2 separate regions of the Homo sapiens genome follow, and region 2 is linked to region 1. The links are chromatin contacts, found by POLR2A ChIA-PET in ENCODE. All regions are on one chromosome and are shown on one strand. The core of a region is the stretch at or near the end of the contact, and the rest is flanking DNA. Distances in the headings are between cores, read along the strand shown.

Region 1 (3,309 bases), core at 273-2,772:
GAGGGGCCCTGTTTGAGGCACAGTGGGTCTGTCCCCCTCTTCCCCTGCCTGGTTGCTGGCGCTCAGGAAACACTACAGGTCACATGCTTATTGGGCTTTTTGTCCCAAGCAGGTGGCTCCCCCTGTGCCCATGTCCTCCACACAGCCTGGTGGTCATGTCGGAGGCCCTCATGAGCATCCATCACTGTCACTGTTACCTCCTCACTCAGCTGGGTGGCCCAGGGTGGTCTGGAACTGCAGCACCGCCCAGGCAACTGCTGTGCGCCAGGCAGGGCTGAGCTCAGGTCATGGCTTCACTTCTCCCGTCCTCACTCACTGTCCGTCCATAGACATGGGCTCCTCAGCATTCCCTTAGATCTGAAGTCTACATCCCCCGTCCCAAACACGGGCTGGGGCATGCACTGTATAGAAAACTTAATTGGCCAGCAGGTGACATTAATTAAATGCTTAGCTGAGTGCCAGGTGAGGCTCTCCATGCTGTAAACACTCACCTTATGTAACCCTTCAGTGAGCCGCTGAGGTGGGTAACCACTGTTAGGCTGTTTTACAGATGAAGAAACTGAGGCCAGGAGAGGTCATAGTGCTCACTTAGGCCACAGAGTGACAGAGATGGGCTTTGAGCCCTGGCAGTCTGGCTATACAACGCAGTAAGGTTCACACCCACCCAGGGTGGCAGTTACCACCCTCTGCCACATAGTGCCTCCATCAGAGGGTCCCCTTTGTGGGCCTCAGTTTACCTACCTGTGAAATGGGAGGAAGATACCCCCAGCCCCACGGGCAGATGCTCAGCCCACTTTCCCCGACGCAGGCCTACGAGAAGCAGCGGGGCACCCGGCGCGAGGAGCAGAAGGAGCTTCAGCGGGCGGCCTCGCAGGACCATGTGCGGGGCTTCCTGGAGAAGGAGTCGGCTATCGTGAGCCGGCCCCTCAACCCTTTCACAGCCAAGGCCCTCTCGGGCACCAGCCCAGGTGACTCAGGTTGGGCTTCTTGTGGGTTGGGGGGCGGGGCGCCGCGGGCTGGGCGGGCCCAGGGGGCGGCATCTGAGTCCCTTCCTTCCCCCACAGATGATGTCCAACCTGGGCCCAGTGTGGGTCCTCCAAGTAAGGACAAGGACAAAGTGCTGCCCAGCTTCTGGATCCCGTCGCTGACGCCCGAAGCCAAGGCCACCAAGCTGGAGAAGCCGGTGAGCCCCCACAGCGCCCCGGCACGCACGGTGCCAGGGCGCCAGGGTTCCCCACCGTCCTCCTCACGCACAGGGACCACGCGCTCTCCACCTGCGCCAGCCCTGCCTACTGAGCCCGCCTCTCTCTGCCCCTTGCAGTCCCGCACGGTGACCTGCCCCATGTCAGGGAAGCCCCTGCGCATGTCGGACCTGACGCCCGTGCACTTCACACCGCTAGACAGCTCCGTGGACCGCGTGGGGCTCATCACCCGCAGCGAGCGCTACGTGTGTGCCGTGACCCGCGACAGCCTGAGCAACGCCACCCCCTGCGCTGTGCTGCGGCCCTCGTGAGTCACCTGGGAGGGGAGGGAAGGGACCACTCGGGAACCTGCGGGGCGGTCCGGCTTTGGGGCCAGTAGGTCCCCAGGAAGGCCCCTGATCAGAGTCTCCCGCCTTCGGCCTCACCGTAGTGGGGCTGTGGTCACCCTCGAATGCGTGGAGAAGCTGATTCGGAAGGACATGGTGGACCCTGTGACTGGAGACAAACTCACAGACCGCGACATCATCGTGCTGCAGCGGGTAAGAGTCCCACCCCTCCCCTTCCCCCAGCACTCCAAGGCCCCGCCCCTCCCCTTCACCCCCTCCAAGGCTTCGTCCCCTCCCCTTCCCCCAACTCTCCAAGGCCCCGCCTTCTTCTCTGCTCTGTAAGGCCGCCCCCCCCCCCCGCTTTCTCCTGCAAGGCCCCGCCCTTCCCCCCCTCCGCTCTCCTAGGCCCCGCCTCCTCCTTCCTTTTCAAGGCCCCGCCCCTTCCCTGCCTCCAGCCCTCCACGGCTCCACCCCCTCCACACGCTCCCTCCCAAGGCTCCTCCCCTGCCACTCTCTACCCTCTTCTCTGCGCCCTGCGCCCTGTCCATCCGTACCCACTGCGGTCGCCTCGCCCCCTCCCCAACTCCTACTCCTTAGCCAGCAACCCGCTTCACCTTGACCCGCTTAGGAATCCCCACTACCACCTGGAGCCCCACTGGTCACCCCCGGGCCGGCCTCTACCTCGTCCTTCTCTCTACCTCCCCCAGGGCGGTACCGGCTTCGCGGGCTCCGGAGTGAAGCTGCAAGCGGAGAAATCACGGCCGGTGATGCAGGCCTGAGTGTGTGCGGGAGACCAAATAAACCGGCTTGGGTGCGCAACGACGTGGCGCCTTCATTCGCGGCGTGGGCGCCCCGGGGACAGGGCAGGCGAGGATGCAGGGCCGTGCAAACAGTGCTCCTACAGCGCACGCTGGAGTTTGAAAGAGCGGGCTAAGCATATTGAATGTGGTCTCACATTAAGAACAAAATCTGGCCAGGCACGGTGGCTCACGCCTGTAATCCCAGCACTTTCGGAGGCCGAGGCTAGCGTATCACTTGAGGTCAGGAGTTCGAGACCAGCCTGGCCAACATGGTGAAACCTTGTCTCTACTAAAAATACAAAAATTAGCCGGGCATGGTGGTGCGCACTTGTATTCCCAGCTACTCCAGAGGCTGAGGCAGGAGAATCGCTTGAACCCAGGAGGCGGAGGTTGCAGTGAGCCAAGATCGCACCATTGCACTTCAGCCTGGGCAACAGAGCGAGACTCCATCTCAAAGAAGAAAAAAAAAAAAAAACCTGAATAGAACGCAAATGCACAGCATTAAAATTGGTTGAGTGGCCGGAAGTCCAAGTCTAAGCCAAGACCGTGTGAGTGCGCCACTTTAATGAGCTACATAGAAATTTCTCGAGTTCTTTGTTAGGGTTCCCGGATTTTTGCCAGGTTTGAAGAACAGGAAATGCCCAGGAACGTGTCTTCCGGGCTGCAGTGTGATTAGACCCACAAAGGAAGTGCAGTTCTGTGAAAAAGTGCGCAGCACCCGGACTAGGAAAGGCGGTCAGGAGCATCACGCCCCCACCTGTGGCAGCCTGAGGGGGAAAGGAAGAGGAAACCGCGAGTGCAAAGGCCCAGAGGCAGCAACGCACTTTGCAGATTTAAGGAGCAGAGGGCGTACAGGGGAGAGTGAGGGAGCCAGGGCAGAGCGGGGACCAGGAACCAGCCCGGTGGCGTCAGACTTGACTGGGAATGTAGGGGCTGTCCTTAAGGCCTTGTGTTTAATAACCATTGAGTCACAAAAGCAGC
Region 2 (3,309 bases), core at 223-2,722, 57 kb before region 1:
ACCCTCACGTAGTCCTTCTTATTGACATTTTCCAGGAACTTTACATAGAGGCGCTGGTACCGATTTTTTGCATCCCCAAAATACCCCAAATACTATGGGGAGAAAGAGGCACATGAGGAAATTCTTCACACTGCCCAGCCAGATGGCCAACACCCCCGTGCCCTGGGCCACCATGGCAGCTGCTTGGAGCCTGCCGGCAGCAGGGGGCCCCCTTCCAGATACACTGTGGAGTGAGTCACAGCCACACTAAGGGGAACCCCAGCTCCTAGATACCACGCCCCGGGGCCCCCAAGTCCTTGGTCCCCTTTGCAGGCTTACATTACTGGTGGCACAAAACTGCCTCTGGCCGTCCTTGATCTCCGGAGTGAATTTCTGCAGAAGGGCCTTCTGGACTCGCCAGATGGGTGGGGGTTCACGCCCCGTCTGCAACGCCAGCTGAGGAGGAGGGGTGTGGTGAGGCCAGCAGGGTCAGCCCTCATTCCTAGACCTACTGCCCCTACGCCCTGGCCCACTGGCTTCCCTCACCATCCCCTTAGAGAAAAGGCAGACACGTCAACAACAAATATCTTCTACCCCCATGATGTGTTCAGCTCTGTGTACAGCTTGAACTTGACCCTGTCGCCTCCTGCCCACCCAGTACCCTGGATTGGGCTGCTCGTTCTCAGGCTGTAGAGTTTGAGTCACTATTGCTTTACGGGGTGAAAGCCCAAAACTTCCTGTGTGACTCAGAGTAATGACAATCTTTGAACACCGCCTGCTATTTACTGTGCTGGACAGGAGAGTACGGTTGTGAGCAAGACGTCCTGTTGTGGTCTGACTGTCCCCCCACATAATTCTCTTTTTACTTTTTCTTTTTTTGAGACGGAGTTTTGCTCTTGTTGCCCAGGTTGGAGTGCAGTGGCGCAATCTCAGCTCACTGCGACCTCCGCCTCCCGGGTTCAAGCCGATTCTTCTGCCTCAGCCTCCTGAGACACTGGAATTACAGGCATGCGCCACCACACCCGACTAATTTTGTATTTTTAGTAGAGACGGGGTTTCTCCATGTTGGTCGGGCTGGTCTTGAACTCCCGACCTCAGGTGATCCACCCGGCTCGGCCTCCCAAAGTGCTAGGATTAGAGGCGTGATCCACCAAGCCCAGCCAAATCTCTGTTGCTTATAAGCCACCCAGTCTATGGTATTCTGGTATAGCAACCTGAGGAGTCTAAGACACTGAAAAAGCCTTCTCAGGTAATAACAGAGGTAATGAGACAGACAAGCAAATAAACAAAACAGGGTGAGTTTGTGGCCTGTGCCAAGAACAGGCAGGTGAGGTTACCTGAGACCATTTCACCAGCATGTCCACAGCAGGGAAGACAGAGCAACAGGAAGGCTCCCTATCTCTGCTCCCCCTGCCCCACAAACACCTGAACACCAACCACCACCACCCTGCAGTTTGTGTGTGCCCCAGCTGGGCGATGGCAACTGATGGACGTGAGTCACACTGAGCATGTGACCTTGAGGACTAAAAGGGCAGCAGAGGCGCGAAATATGGACACAAGAAATAATAGTACAAGTCATAAATGTCCTAATGCCAATTCCCTGGACACTACAGAAGCCTAGAGGAGGGGCCTCAGATTTTTTTTTTTTTTTTTTTTTTGAGATGGAGCCTCAGTCAGCCAGGCTAGAGTGCAGGGGCGCAATCTCGGCTCACTGCAACCTGCGCCTCCTGGGTTCAAATGACTCTCCTGCCTCAGCCTCCTTAGTAGCTGGGATTATAGGCACCTACGATACCAGGCTAATTTTTGTATTTTTAGTAGAGAAGGGGTTTTTGCCATGTTGGCCGGGCTGGTCTTGAACTCCTGACCTCAGGTGATCCACCTGCCTCGGCCTCCCAAAGTGCTGGGATTATAGGCATGAGCCACCGCGCTTGTCCTCAAATTTAAACTGAATCCAAGAATGCTTCCTGGAATAGGTGACGGATGCCAAAAAGAGTCCCTGGAAGGAACATGTCTTTAAAAGGGGGGCCAGGCTGAGTGCAGTGGCTCACACCTTTAATCCCAACATTTTGGGAGGCCGAGGTGGGATCACTTGAGGTCGGGAGTTTGAGACCAGCCCAGCCTACATGGTGAAACCCCACCTCTACTAAAATACAAAAATTAGCCAGGTGTGGTAGTGCGTGCCTGTACTCCCAGCTACTTGGGAGGCTAAGGAAGGAGAATCACTTGAACCCGGGAGGTGGAGGTTGCAGTGAGCTGAGATCACAGCACTGCACTCTGGCCTGGGCAACAGAGCAAGACCCTGTCTCAAAAAGAAAAAGCAGCAGCTTGAGGAAGCCATTGGAGCATCTTGTCAGCCCAAGGAGACCACCCCTACCTCTGCCCCCTCCCACTCCCGGTGTTGGTGACCTCTCAGGAAGCTGTTGACACTGTAGCTGGGATCAGACCCTCTGGCTAGCACATTCTCACTGGGCTTGGTACCTTCCATCAAACCACTTTTCCTCCCAGCATCCCCACCCCACACCCAGTCATCAGGCCTCACCCTGACTTCAGCCTTGCCCGTTCCCCAAACAGGGCCAGTCAATCCCCAAGCCCCACCCATCCTGCCTCTCATCATGTCACTCATATCACTGACCATGCCAACTGCCGATTACTAGAAAAGTGGCCTGGCCCACAGCCTCCTACTCAATGGTTCCATACCCACAGCTGATTGGAGACTTGACCTGGGGAGCTCACTAGCAAGCTTTTTTTTTTTTTTTTTTTGAGACAGAGTCTTGCTCTGTCGCCAGGCTGGAGTGCAGTGGCGCAATCTCGGCTCACTGCAACCTCCATCTCCTGAGTTCAAGTGATTTCCTGCCTCAGCCTCCCGAATAGCTGGGACTAGAGGCACATGCCACCACGCTCAGCTAATTTTTGTATTTTTAGTGGAGACGGGGTTTCACCATGTTGGCCAGGATGGTCTCGATCTCTTGACCTCATGATCCGCCCGCCTGGGCCTCCCAAAGTGCTGGGATTACAGGGGTGAGCCACTGTGCCCGGCCTGTTTTTTTTTTTTTTTTTTTTTTTTTTGAGACGGAGTCTCGCTCTGTCGCCCAGGCTGGAGTGCAGTGGCGCGACCTCGGCTCACTGCAAGCTCCGCCTCCCGGGTTCACGCCATTCTCCTGCCTCAGCCTCCCGAGTAGCCGGGACCACAGGCGCCCGCCACCACGCCCGGCTATTTTTTTGTATTTTTAGTAGAGGCGGGGTTTCACCGCGTTAGCCAGGATGGTCTCGATCTCCTGACCTCATGATCCGCCCGCCTCTGCCTCCCAAAGTGCTGGGATTACAGGCGTG

Evidence for each region. ChIA-PET counts read pairs that join two places held with the same protein, here RNA polymerase II (POLR2A).
Region 2: POLR2A ChIA-PET joins it to region 1 with 19 read pairs in activated CD8-positive, alpha-beta memory T cell. The contact joins two enhancer-like sites. POLR2A ChIA-PET finds 5 or more read pairs at or near these places in 7 of 52 experiments (GM10248, WTC11, activated CD4-positive, alpha-beta T cell and 4 more).

The regions. Positions count from the first base shown.
Region 1 is chr19:49,554,749-49,558,057 of GRCh38, reverse strand. It overlaps NOSIP (nitric oxide synthase interacting protein), which reads left to right. Exons shown (of 9, transcript NM_001270960.2): 5 at 809-968; 6 at 1,065-1,183; 7 at 1,322-1,509; 8 at 1,633-1,741; 9 at 2,236-2,590. The coding sequence ends at 2,307. Among named protein-coding and RNA genes, the nearest start is that of NOSIP, 24 kb to the left of the region's middle. RefSeq lists an enhancer at 1,225-2,006. Within about 2 kb of position 1,522, at least 11 of the 41 ENCODE cell types and tissues checked have a DNase peak (open chromatin) inside an H3K27ac peak, as active enhancers do.
Region 2 is chr19:49,611,659-49,614,967 of GRCh38, reverse strand. It overlaps PRR12 (proline rich 12), which reads right to left. Exons shown (of 14, transcript NM_020719.3): 7 at 319-435; 8 at 1-92. Among named protein-coding and RNA genes, the nearest start is that of PRR12, 22 kb to the right of the region's middle. Within about 2 kb of position 1,472, at least 10 of the 41 ENCODE cell types and tissues checked have a DNase peak (open chromatin) inside an H3K27ac peak, as active enhancers do.